Regions from separate parts of the Homo sapiens genome. Here region 1 is linked to region 2. Evidence: chromatin contacts called from ENCODE Hi-C or POLR2A ChIA-PET data. All regions are on one chromosome and are shown on one strand. The core of a region is the stretch at or near the end of the contact, and the rest is flanking DNA. Distances in the headings are between cores, read along the strand shown. Region 1 holds the start of NELFA (negative elongation factor complex member A). Region 2 holds the start of PCGF3 (polycomb group ring finger 3).

Region 1 (6,929 bases), core at 2,493-4,992, 1.3 Mb before region 2:
AAATAAATGCGTTTAGCCAGGCTGCAGGATACAAAATCAACACACAAAAATCTGTTGTATTTCTATATACTGGCGACAAACACTGATAAATTAAAAATTTTAAACAACACCCTTTACAACCACATCAAGGTTATGCAATACTTGGAGGCAATTCTGAAAAGATGTGCAAGACCCTTACATTGAACACTACAAAATGGGGCTGAGAAAATTTATTTTTTAATTTATTTTTAATTTTTTAGAGACAGAGTCCCACCATGTGGCTCAGGCTGGTCTTGAACTCCTGAGCTCAAGTGATCCTCCCACCTCAACCTCCTAAGTAGCTGGGACTACAGGCGCACCACCAGCCCAGCTTTTTATATTTGTTGTAGAGATGGGGTTTCGCCACGTTACTGAGGCTGGTTTCCAACTCCTGGGCTCAAGCAATCCACCCTCCTCGGCCTCCCAAAGTGCTGGGATTACATAGCCATGAGCCTAGCTGAGAGAATTTAAAGACCCAAATAAACAGAGAGAAATACTATGTTCACTAGACAGAAGTTACCAGTTCTCCCTCAACTGACCTACAGATTCAACACAATTCCACTCAAAATGCCAGAAGCCTTTTTTTTTTTTTGTAGAAATTGACAAACGATTCTAAAATTTATATGGAAATGCAGGCTGGGCACTGTGGCTCACCTGTAATCCCAGCACTTTGGAAGGCTGAGGTGGGTGGATCACTTGCGGTCAGGAGTTCTAGACCAGCCTGGCCAACAGGGTGAAACCCCGTCTCTACTGAAAATACAAAAATTAGCCAGGTTTGGTGGTGCATGCCTGTATTCCCAGCTACTTGCAAGGCTGAGCCATGAGAATTACTTGAACGCAGGAGGTAGAGGCTGAAGCAAGCTGAGATTGCATCACTGCACTCCAGCTTGGGCAACAGAGCCAGACCTTGCCTCAAAAAAAAAAAAAAAAAAAAAAAAAAAAAAGGAAATACAGAGGACCTAAAATAACCCAAATAACTTTAAAAAAAAAAAAGTCAGAGAATTAACACTACCTGATTTCAACACTTATTTTAGAAAGCTATAGTAACCAAGACAGTCTGGTATTGGCATAAAGATAGATGAGTAAGTCAGGATAGAAAAGTCCAGAAAGGATCGTCATTTCGACAAATAATATGGGAACAACTGGATACCATGTTTTAAAATGAAAAAAACTTTGGCTTTCTAATTTTGCAATCTGATAGGTGTAATGAGGCATCTTGTTATTTTAATTTGGGTTTGTCAGGTTGCTGATGAATTTAAGCATCTCTCCATGTGCTTCTCCGGTATTTGGGTTTCTCCTACGAATTGCTTTTTTTTTTTTTTTTTTTTTTGAGACAGAGTCTCGCTCTGTGGCCCACGCCTGAGTTCAGTGGTGTGATTTCCGCTCCCTCCAACCTCTGCCTCCTGGGTTCAAGCGATTCTCCTGCCTCAGCCTCCTGAGTAGCTGGGATGACAGGCATGAACCACCACGCCCCACTGTTTTCGTATTTTTAGTAGAAACGGGGTTTCACTATGATGGCCAGGCTGTGAATTGCCTATTCTTATCTTCTGCACATTTGTCTATTGTCGGTCTTTTTCTCGTCGATTTACAAGCATTCCTTTTTTCATTCTGAATATTAATCCATTGCTTTCTGATGCTGTAACTAAGTCCTCCTAGTGGTTTGTCTTCTTGGTTAAGCCAGATGTTAACTTGGATTTTTCCTGCATAAAACTGAAGACTCAAGATGCATCAAGCACTGTATACAGAAAAGTGCTGCGTATCCTACAGAAAGCTACAGACAGTTGGGGGTCAGAATCATTCGGATTGTTTCAAGTTTGGGGCTATTATAAATAAAGCTGCTATAAACGTTTGCACACAGGTTTCTGTGAACAAAAATTTTCATTTCAACCAACTAATGTTTACGGTTCAATCATGATTTCACAACTTGAAGTAACTTTCACTCTTCTCATACTAAATTTGATATGTCGTCCACTGTTAAACTATTTCTTACCCTCAGATTATAATTATTAAACTTTTTTTTTTTTTTTTGAGAGGGAGTTTTGCTCTTGTGGCCCAGGCTGGAGTGCAATGGCAAAATCTCGGCTCACCGCAGACTCCGCCTCCCGGGTTCAAGCCATTCTCCTGCCTCAGCCTCCCGAGTAGCTGGGCTTACAGGCAAGCCATGCGCCACCAAGCCCGGCTAGTTTTGTATTTTTAGTAGAGACGAGGTTTCTCCATGCTGGCCAGGCTGGTCTCGAACTCCCGACCTCAGGTGATCCGCCCGCCTTGGCCTCCCAAAGTGCTGGGATTACAGGCGTGAGCCACCGTGACCGGCCTAATCATTAAACTTCTTTCAGCACTAGCCCCACTGATGTCACAACTTCACCCATTAGTCAATAACTTGTCTTTGCTGAATTCGACACTTTTGAATCATTTAAAAAATATTCTCTTAAATTTTATGTGCTATTTGCAATGTAACGGTTGTCGACATGACAGTTTTAAGTTTAATCTTTATCATCAACATTTTCTCTATCACTTTCTTCAGTTTAAGCAATCAACAAAACCACCGCTCCAGCACTGATTTGTAGCATTTGCGGGTTTCCCCCGTGTGACTTCCGCAGGACTGCCAAGTTCAAGCCGCCAGGGCCAGGGCACTGCTAGCAGCTGGGCTGAGCCCTGTTCTCCCGGCGTTCCCACCGCCCAGTGGCAATAGCTGTGAACGGCGGCAGGAGCATGGCAGTGGAACAATAAGGAAAAGATCTTTTAAAAAAAAGATATAATACAGAAGCCAAGCAAGGCGGCCCCGACCTGTAACCCCAGCACTCTGGGAGGCAGAGGCGGGCGGGCGGATCGCTTGAGCCCAGGAGTTTGAGACCAGCCTGGCCAACATAGGAAGGCCTCGTCAAAAAGACAAAAGGGTAAAACGAATTTAATAAAATGAAGTTTAACTTTTACTCATGTTTGTATCTAATGACAAGCTTTTAAAACTGAAAAGTTCACTACTGGCTCCTGCCTGGCGGCTCCAGCCCGACTGGGGGCCGGGGCCTCCCTGCACTGTGGGGTCACGAGTGCCCCTGGACAGCTCCCGAGCGCCCTCCGACCCGCATGCTCAGCGCAGCCCCGTCGGCGGCGCGCCACGGGCAGAGCGGGCTCAGCGGGGGACGGAAGCTCAGCGCTGCGACCGGGATCCCGCAGGCTCGCTCCGCAGGGCCGCGGCTCCTCTCCGTGCAGGTGCTGGGCCCGCGGGGGCGGGGCGTCCACACGGTCCGCGCCGAGACCCAAGCGGGGAAAAAGCGAAGAGCGGACAGCGGGGCAGGTGCCACAGGGAGCCTCCGCCCCACCGCGCGAGCAGCAAGTCTGCGGCGCTTGACACCTGCACTGCGAATGCCAGGCCGCAGCCCGGGCTCCCAAGACGCGAATACGCGCGCCTGCTCGTGACGTCATTTTTTGCGGTCTTCCCGAGAGCCAGCAGAGGGCGCCGCCATGATGTTTTACGGAAGCCGATAGTCCTTGCTCAGCGGCACCCCGTCCTTCCGGCTCTCGGCTTTGCCACAAAGCTTCCCGAAGACGCGGCCGCTACCCGGAGACGCGGTCGCCACCCAGAAGCGCTCTCCCGGGAAGCCCCGCTCGTGGGACCGCGCCACCTGCGCCGCCTCTGCGGCCCGCAGCCCGACGGGCGCCGCCATGTTGGGGTCCTAGCGAGGGACGCGTAGGTGTCTTCATAAGATGCCGGGGCAGCGGCGCGCGCTTTCCCCCAAGATGGCGTCCATGCGGGAGAGCGACACGGGCCTGTGGCTGCACAACAAGCTGGGGGCCACGGACGAGCTGTGGGCGCCGCCCAGCATCGCGTCCCTGCTCACGGCCGCGGTCATCGACAACATCCGTCTCTGCTTCCATGGCCTCTCGTCGGCAGTGAAGCTCAAGTTGCTACTCGGGACGCTGCACCTCCCGCGCCGCACGGTGGACGAGGTAAGGCAGGCGTGGCGCCCCGCGGCCCCCAGATTCCCAACCTTCCCACCTCCGACCCGCACACCCAACTCCGGACCCTCCTCGCTCCCTCCCCCAACCTTCCCATCCCCCTTCAGACTGTTAACCCCCCCGGCCCGCCCTCACGCCCCCTCCTCGCTCCTCCGAATACCTCCCTCCAGTCCTCACCTCCCCCTGGGTCCTCATCCCCCGCCTCGATCCTCATCTCCCACCTCGGTTCTCATCCCCACCGTGGGTCTTCAGGACCCCCCGCCCCTCCTCGCCCCCTGGGAATCCCCCACTAGGGTCCTCACCTCCCTACTTTTCGTCCTCACCCCTACCCAAGTTTTCACCTCCCCTGGGATCCTCAATCTCCTCCCCGCCGGGCCCCGGGTTCTCGCTACGACCCCCAGGTCCTCACTCCCCTCCCTGGGCCCCCGGGTACTCATCCCCACCCGCCCCCGCCTCCCCCGCCTTCGGTCCTCACCACCCTAATCCCCCACCGTGCCGAAGCGACCGACTCTTGGAGCGGGGGTGCGCCGGCCCCAGCGGGGTCTCCCATCGGGGTTTCCCGTCGGGGACGCAGCCCTGGTGACCTGGGCGAGGGCGGGGATCCCGAGAGAAACCCCCGCGTGAGGAAGGGGCGGCCTGGGCTCGGTAGCTCCAGTGTCCGCTGACTGGATTTTCTTGTTCTCACCTCGCAAAGACCCCGGCCGTCCGGAGCGCTCTGTGTCCGTTTTACTCTTTTCTACACGCCGTTTTGCGTCATTCCAATAAGTGGGTGTGTGAGGTTTGTTTTCTTTTTTCCTAAACTTTATATTGTATCGCTTTCCGTGCGAAATAAACCGAGTAGTTTTGCAGACTATTGAAGCCCCATGGTTGTTTAAACGTTCCTGGCTACTGATGTATTATTAGCTATTATAGGTTGTAATTGCTTTTGATTGAGATATGACATGTATGGAAAAGTGCATTTTTGTTCAGTTTAACGAATAATAATAGCATCGCGAGCCACTCCTGTGATCCTTACACAGGTGGAGAAGTAGAACCATGCCTGTTCCTTGGAAGCCTCCCACTGGTAATCACGGCCTTCTTCCTTTCCCCTTCCTCATTTTGGAAAGGTAATCATTTCTGTGCCATCTCCCCGGTGTGAGCAATTATTTATGCACCCCTAAATGGCACAGCTTGGTTGCCGGATTTGGAGTTAGTGTGATGGTATCATAGTGTATTTTGTGTGTGGCGTGCATGTGTCTTTTTGGTCGACGCCGTGACAGTTTCATCCACGTTGCAGCTGACTGCAGTTTAATTTTCACTGCTGCGTGGTATTCCTGTCTGTGAGCACGAGGCACTTTATCCATTCTGCCACAGTGACACGCTTAGCTTTTGTGCTCTTGTAAATCATCCCGTTACTACATTACGGTCATATGTTCAGGTGTTTGGAATCTTGGATTTCTCTAGGGTATAACATCTAGGAGTGGAATTGTGAGGATCATAGGATCATGCCAAATTATTTTTCAGAGTGTTTTGTTTTTGTGTTTGTGTTTTGTTTGAGACAGGGTCTGGCGCTGTCAACCAGGCTGGAGTGCAGTGGCACCATCGTGACTCACTGCAGCCTTGACCTCCTCACCTCAGATCTTCCCATCTCAGCCTCCTGAGTAGCTGGGACTACAGGGTTTCACCATGCTGCCCAGGCTGGTCTTGAACTCCTGACCTCAAGCAATCTGCTTGCCTCAGCCTCCTGAAGGGCTGGGATTACAGGTGTGAGCCATGGCACTCGGCCTGCTGTTTGGTTTTCTGCTTTGAGAATTGTATATTCAAATCTGCTTTTAAATTCTCTTTTTTCCCATTGTTTTGTAAGAGTGTCTTTTTTATTATTTATTATAAATGCTAGATATCAGTCCTTTTTCAGTTACAAATATCTCCCAGTTGTCCTTTGACTTTGACTTAGCTTCCTGGAATCCTTTTTTTTTTTTTTTTTTTTTTTTTTGAGACAGCGTCTCACTCTGTCACCCAGGCTAGAGTCTAGTGGTATAATCATAGCTCACTTTAACCTTGAACTCCTGGGCTTAAGCAGTCCTCCCTCCTAAACCTCTGTAGTAGCTGGGACTGATGCGCTGCCACCACGCCTGGCTAATTTTTGTGCATGTGTATGGAGATGGGGGTCTTACTGTATTGCCCAGGCTGGTCTTGAACTCCTAGCCTCAAGTGATCCTCCTGCCTTGGCCTCCCATAGTGTTGGGATTACAGGTGTGATCTGTGCGCCCAGCCCTTTTCCTGGAATCATGGATGAATAGAAGCTCCTAGTTTTAACATAGATGGTGTATTCATCCGCCCACTATCATTGGTGCCTATTGTGTCTCCCCGAGGGACATGCCCGGAACACTCCCTGGGTTATCTTGGCGTAGCTGTACAGTTTTACCTTTCGCACTTGAATCTTCAGTCTGCGTGGAATTGATGATTGTGTGAAGCAGGGAGTCTAATTTTCCACATGGATGTGCAATTAGTCCAGCACCCAACGTTGATTGAAATGACTGTCCTTTTCCATTGATCTGCACTGCAGCTTCTGCTGTGGATGTGTTTCTGGGCTGTGCTCTGTTCTTTTGGTCATTTACATATCGATGTGCTAATAACCCACTAAGTCGGTTCTTGTCACTTTATTTATAAGCCTTGTTAGCGGACGGAGCAAACCCTCCCACTGTATCTTTCTCCGGGATCATCTATGGCTATTCTTGTCCCTTCACACTTCCACATGTATCTTATATACTTACTTCTTAAACACGTAGAGCCTGCCTGCTGGGATTTTAAGGCTGAGCTGAACTTGCAGTTCATTCTGGGGTGCTGTCCTCTTTATATTGCATCCTATAATTTGTGGGTGTGGGCTTATCTATTTAGATGTTCTTTGTGATCTCTGTAGGGGTCTTCCATCTCATATATTACCACCTATTTCATATTTTTCCATGCCGTTGTAA
Region 2 (5,967 bases), core at 279-2,778:
GGTCCTGGCCCTCGTCTGTGACCCACTTTAAGGCAGGACCTTCCTGGGGGATCTATTCTGGGGTCCTGGCATTCTTTGGATTCTGCCTGGTCCCTACGTCTGGCCCTCCTCCGTGATTCTTCCCAGGGTCCTAGCCCCCCCGGGCCCTGCCAGGTGGCCAGGTCCGACCCTCCTTGGTGACCCATCTTGGGGTCCCAGCCCTTCTCGGTGACCTGTCCCAGGGTCAGACCCTCCTGGATGATGTGTCATTGTGTCCTAGCACTCTGGGGGTCCTGTGCAATCCCAGAGCCCAACTCTCTTCAGGTCCTGCCTGGTCTGAAGACCCAGCCCTCCCGGGGTCCTGCCTGGGCTGGGGTCGCGACCTTCCCAGGGTCCTGCCTGGGCTGGGGTCCCTACCCTCCCGCGGTCCTGCCTGGGCTGGGGTCTTTGCCCTCACCTGGGTCCTGCCTGGTCTGGGGTCTTCGCCCTCCCTGGGTCCTGCCTGGGCTGGGGTCGCGACCTTCCCAGGGTCCTGCCTGGTCTGGGGTCCCTGCCCTCCCGCGGTCCTGCCTGGGCTGGGGTCTTCGCCCTCACCTGGGTCCTGCCTGGTCTGGGGTCTTCGCCCTCCCTGGGTCCTGCCTGGGCTGGGGTCGCGACCTTCCCAGGGTCCTGCCTGGTCTGGGGTCCCTGCCCTCCCGCGGTCCTGCCTGGGCTGGGGTCTTCGCCCTCCCTGGGTCCTGCCTGGTCTGGGGTCTTGGCCCTCCCGGGGTCCTGCCTGGTCTGGGGTCCCTGCCCTCCCGCGGTCCTGCCTGGGCTGGGGTCTTCGCCCTCCCTGGGTCCTGCCTGGTCTGGGGTCTTGGCCCTCCCGGGGTCCTGCCTGGTCTGGGGTCTTGGCCCTCCCTGTTCTGGGGTCTTTGCCCTCCCTGGGTCCTGCCTGGGCTGGGGTCTTCGACCTCCCGGAGTCCTGCCTGGGCTGGGGTCTTGCCCTCCCTGCGTCCTGCCTGGACTGGGGTCTTGCCCTCCCTGCGTCCTGCCTGGGCTGCTGTCCCAGCCCTCCCTGGGTCCTGCCTGGGCTGGGGTCTTCGACCTCCCGGAGTCCTGCCTGGGCTGGGGTCTTGCCCTCCCTGCGTCCTGCCTAGGCTGGAGTCCCAGCCCTCCCGGGGTCCTGCCTGGGCTGGGCTCTTGGCCCTCCCGGAGTCCTGCCTGGGCTGGGGTCTTCGACCTCCCGGAGTCCTGACTGGGCTGGGGTGCCGGCCCTCCCGGGCCTGCCAAGGGCTTCCCGGGCCAGGCCGACGGGGACGACGGAGCGCGGGCCCGGGGTTCGGAGCCTTCCGGGCCGGACACGGGCCGAGGCCGCAGCCTGAGGAGCGGGCGCCGAGGGCCCAGGCCAGGCGGGGCGGACTCACTGACCTGCGGTCTCGGGGCTGCGGGCGAGCAAGGCGCACGCGGGGTCCGCGCCGGAGGGGGGAGGGGGCGCCGCTCCCTCTGGGTCCCCCCCAAGAGGAGGAGAAAAAAGCCCGTCCGGAGTTTAAAACAAAGAGGCGGAAATGCCCGAGCCGAGCCGAGCGCCGCGTCGGGGGCGCCGCGCTCGGAGCATGCGCGGTGTGCGTCTGGGCTCCCACCCCGCGGCAAGGGGCGTGGGCGGGGCCAGGCGGTAAGGGGTGGGGATAGGGGCGGGGAGGGGCGTGTTCAGAGGGCGCAGGCGCGTCGGGCCTGGACTCGGCGGAGGGAGCCGCGGGGCGCGAGGGCCAGGGGCGAGGCATAGGGCGGGGCCATGAGGGGCGTGGTCAGGAGAGCGACAGGGCCGCGCTGTGCTGAGGGACCCGACGGGTCCTGGACGATCGTGAGCTGGGGCGCTGGAGCAGCAGAGTCCTCAGGCCCGGGTCCCTCCGGGGGTGCCGTCCAGTACGGGTGCTGCTGTCCTTTGTGGGAGCCGGGACTGAGCGCCCTCCCGGCAGGGTTAAGGGTCGGTGTTAGGGTCAGGGGTCGGGTTAGGGGTCAGAGTCAGGGTTAGGGTTGGGTTTAGGTTTAGGGTCAGGGTTAGGGGTTAGAGTCAGGGTTAGGACTGGGTTTAGGGCTAGGGTCAGCATTAGGGGTTAGGGTTAGGGTTGGGTTTATGGTTAGGGTCAGGATTAGGGGTGGGGTCAGGGTCAGGGGTTAGGGTCTGGTCTAGGGTTAGGGTTGGGTTTAGGGTTAGGGTCAGGGTTAGGGTTAGGGTTGGGTTTTAGGGTTAGGGTCAGGGTTAGGGTTAGAGTCAGGGTTAGGACTGGATTTAGGGTTAGGGTCAGCATTAGGGGTTAGGGTTAGGGTTGGTTTTACGGTTAGGGTCAGGATTAGGGGTAGGGTCAGAGTTAGGGGTTAGGTTTAGGGTTAGGGTTGGGTTTAGGGTTAGGGTCAGGATTAGGGGTGGGGTCAGGGTCAGGGGTTCGGGTCTGGTCATGTTTAGGCTTGTATTTAGGTTATGTTCAGCATCAGGACGGACAGGGCACCCACGTGCGGACTCTCCGACCTGGGTGCCCTCCGCCAGGGTGGAGCAGTACGGGCGGCATTTGCGCCTTCGTGGGACTGGCACTGTCCTGAGAGGGCGGGATCCGAGGACCGAGGGCGCGTGCGGGGGTGAGGCGGACGTGCAGGCACGCGGGGTCCTAGGGTCTCCCGGTTTGCGGGTTCTGGGCTGGCGGCCCAGGACGGGAGGGCAGGTTGGGTCTTGGGTGGGAAGCGAGACCACTGTGGTTCCGGGCGGCGGGGCACCGCGCAGTGTGGAGGCTTGGTGGCGAGAGGGGAGGCCCCGTAGGCCCAGGGGCACTCGCTGCGAGGCTGTGCGGTGCAGGCATGGAGCAGGAGTCGGGAGTCATTAGCTCGTCCCGTCTGGAGAGGTGGTGGCTGAGGGAGTGACCCTGCGACTGTCCCCGTGAAGTCTAGAGTTGGACCCCGGGAGCAGCCACCAGGCAGGGGGCCCCGGGCCCAGGTATGGTGCAGCACGTGGGGAAGCGGCTTGAGTCCGCTGCTGAGAGGGGCCTGAGAAGGGCTGGGGGCCTGCTGAGATCTCCAGCACTGGGTGGACACGTTATCCGGGTGGGAGGAGGACAGACAGCAGACATGTGAATGTGTACAGCATTCCCAGGCATGCTGCTGTGAAGGGGAGGGACTAAATGTGGCCACTGCTGCCCCCGGGGGAGGGGAGGCAGGGAGGGCTCCGTGGAGCCATGGGGTGGCCCAGTGCAGGGGAGGGGCCCACTGGAGAGGGCTGCCTGGGATTGGGGTACTGGGGTGCTGGCCCTCCACAAGAGCCCTGACTGCAGTTTTCAGTTGGTGGAGGCAGGCCCCAGATGTGGAGGGGAGGACTGGAGGATCATCCCAGAAGGAGGGCAGGGGCAAGGTATTGGTGCTGGGGTGCAAGGGGCAGGGGGTGGCCAGCAGGCCAGGAACAGTCCTGGGCTGAGTGTGGTGGCCTCAGGAAGAGGCAGAGTGGTAAGCTGCAGTTCAGAACTCACTCCAGGCCCCAGGCCCCTCCTCAAGGAGGTGCAGACCCTACCCCTAGGCTTCCCACTACTCTCCTGGGTGGGTGCCAGCGGTGCCCGGACCTTGACTCTGAGCCCTGGGCTCTTGTGTCCAGCTCTGTTTCTGCTGAATGTCATTAGGAAGCTTAAATGCCACATGGCCGGATGGCTTCCCCAGGCCATCCTGAGTCTGCTGTGTACCCCAGGACCCCCCACCCCCCACCGCCAGTCCTGAGGCAAGACCCCAGAGTCCTCTGCACCCTCTTCCTCTCATGCCCAAACTGGCCATCCATGGCCCATCGGCAGCCAGCCAGGTCTCCCACCTGCACCCTCCTGGGACCTCACTCAGCCAAGGCCCGAGGGTGGAGGCATCGGGGCCAAAGAAGCCTAGGGTGTTGGCAGTGTGTGCTGTCCTGGTGTGAGTTCGGGGTGTGCACATATTACATACAGGCACGTATTCCTTAGCAGAGCTGTAAAGAAGGGAGGCAGGAATCATGGCACAAGCAGACTGGAGTAGAGGGGAGGCCCCTGTCCCCCCCAGAGGGTGCCCCAACCTTCCCCAGGGTGCCGGTCCGCCCTCCCTGCCCACCCAGTCACTAGGGCCTCCTAGGGCCATTGGGTGCCTCTCTGGCAGATCATTCTGGTCACTCACAAACTGGCAGAGGGTCTGCCCATCCTTGAGGATGGAGCAGAACAGAAAGAGCTCGCTGGACCCTGTGCTTCTCTGCTGTCTTCACAGCGTCACTCTTCAGGAACTCTTTCTCCAATTTCCCTCCCCGAGTTCTCTCTTAAGCACATCAGGCATCTGCGCCTACCCCCATGTCTCAACCAAATGCTCCAGGACTTTGTGGGGTAAATCCAACTGCCTTTGTCACCACCCTTTCTGTTGCTGGGGTACAGACATGTGGTCTTGTTCCCAATTGCTCTCTTCTGTTTTCATCAGAAAGTCCTGCCAGCTCTGTCTTGGAAACTTCCCATCATCCAACCATGGCTTTCCAAGGCTGCTCTGGCCCAAACCCGCCCTGTCCTGCTGGAACTGGTGCCACAGCCTTGGGCCCCCCACCCCCAGTCAATCCTCAACAGAGCAGCCAACCAGCGGGTCCCGTCACACCCAAGTGGGAGCGCTCCACCCAGCGCGTGATGATAAGGACGTCCTCTGAGGTCCCTGCTCCCACCTCTGCCTGTTTCCCCAAGCTCACTCCACCCAGAGCTCTCCCTGACACTCACTCACCTTGTTGGCAAGGCTGTCAGGAAACAGGGCTCTCAGACGTGAGTGGTGGGAGCAGAGGAGCGTTTGACAGTATCCAGCAAAGTACACGGGCATTTATCCTTCAGCCCAGTGGCCCCCAAATAGGACTTTATTCCAGAGATAAATGGCAGGAATAAAAAAGATGGATGACCAAGGCTATTAATTGCAGCATAATGTATAACAGAAAAATTGAAAACATGGCCATCCACACGGTTAATCGGATACACTCTTGAACCTCCACACCTTGGATAGTGAATAAAGAAGAGATAAAGATAAAGAAGACTGATAAAGAAGAGACTGATGGTACCACACACTCTTACTTACAGAGTGACCTCCGGTATCCAGGATATGCTGTCCTGCGAGATGAGAAAAGGGCTCACAGTTGCTGCCATTTACCTGGAGCAGGGACCATTGAAGTTCTACCCATTTACCATTGAACATTCTACCCATTTGCCTGCCCTAAAAATGCTTTGTGGAGGCCAGTGTGGCTCACACCTGTAGTCCCAGCACTTTGGGAGGCTGAGGCGGGAGGATTACTTGGGCGCAGGAGTTTGAGACCAGCCTGGAATAACATAGTGAGACCCCATCTCTTTTCTTTTCTTTTCTTTTCTTTTCTTTTCTTTTCTTTTCTTTTCTTTTCTTTTCTTTTCTTTTCTTTGATATGGAGTCTCACACTGTCACCCAGGCTGGAGTGCAGTGGCACGATCTCGGCTCACTGCAGCCTCCACCTCCCACGTTCAAGCAATTCTCGTGCCTCAGCCTCTCAAGTAGCTGGGATTACAGGCATAAGCCACCACACCTGGCTAATTTTTGAATTTTTAGTAGAGATGGAGTCTTGGCATGTTGGCCAGGTTGGTCTCGAACTCCTGACCTCAAGTGATTCACCTGTCTCGGCCTCCCAAAGTGCTGGGATTACAGGCATGAGCCACCATGCCTGGCCCCTGTCTCTTAAAAAAAATAAAAAATAAAAAAATAAAAATAGGTGGGGTGCAGTGGCTCATGCCTATAACCCCAGCACTTTGAAAGGCCGAGACTGGTGGATCATTTGAACCCAGGAGTTCAAGACCAGCCTGAGCAACATGGTGAAACCCTGTTTATACTAAAAATAAACAACAACAAGTATCTGGGCATGGTGGTGCATGGTGGTGTGCATCTGTGGCCTCAGCTCCTTGGGAGGTTGAGGTGGGAGGATTGCTTGAGCCCAGCAGGTGGAGGTTGCAGTGAGCCGAGATTGCACCG

The links. Hi-C counts contacts between places; a loop is a spot of excess contacts on that map. ChIA-PET counts read pairs that join two places held with the same protein, here RNA polymerase II (POLR2A). Pooled maps may share reads with other maps.
Region 1: a map of ascending aorta shows a loop between it and region 2 (9-fold over the local background). The contact joins the promoter of NELFA here to the promoter of PCGF3 in region 2. A Hi-C loop is called at or near these places in 1 of 168 maps with a recorded cell type or tissue (ascending aorta) and 7 of 50 pooled maps. POLR2A ChIA-PET finds 5 or more read pairs at or near these places in 1 of 52 experiments (H1).

What each region holds. Positions count from the first base shown.
Region 1 is chr4:2,005,787-2,012,715 of GRCh38, reverse strand. NELFA (negative elongation factor complex member A) reads left to right here and starts at 3,742. Exons shown (of 11, transcript NM_005663.5): 1 at 3,742-3,966. The coding sequence starts at 3,757. LOC124900839 reads left to right here. Exons shown (of 4, transcript XM_047416543.1): 4 at 2,543-3,710. The coding sequence starts at 2,955. The coding sequence ends at 3,710. RefSeq lists a silencer at 2,992-3,371 and enhancers at 3,432-3,951, 3,559-4,059.
Region 2 is chr4:701,393-707,359 of GRCh38, reverse strand. It overlaps PCGF3 (polycomb group ring finger 3), which reads right to left and starts at 1,528. Exons shown (of 11, transcript NM_006315.7): 1 at 1,390-1,528. RefSeq lists enhancers at 1-754, 755-1,740, 2,781-3,508 and a silencer at 1,106-1,805.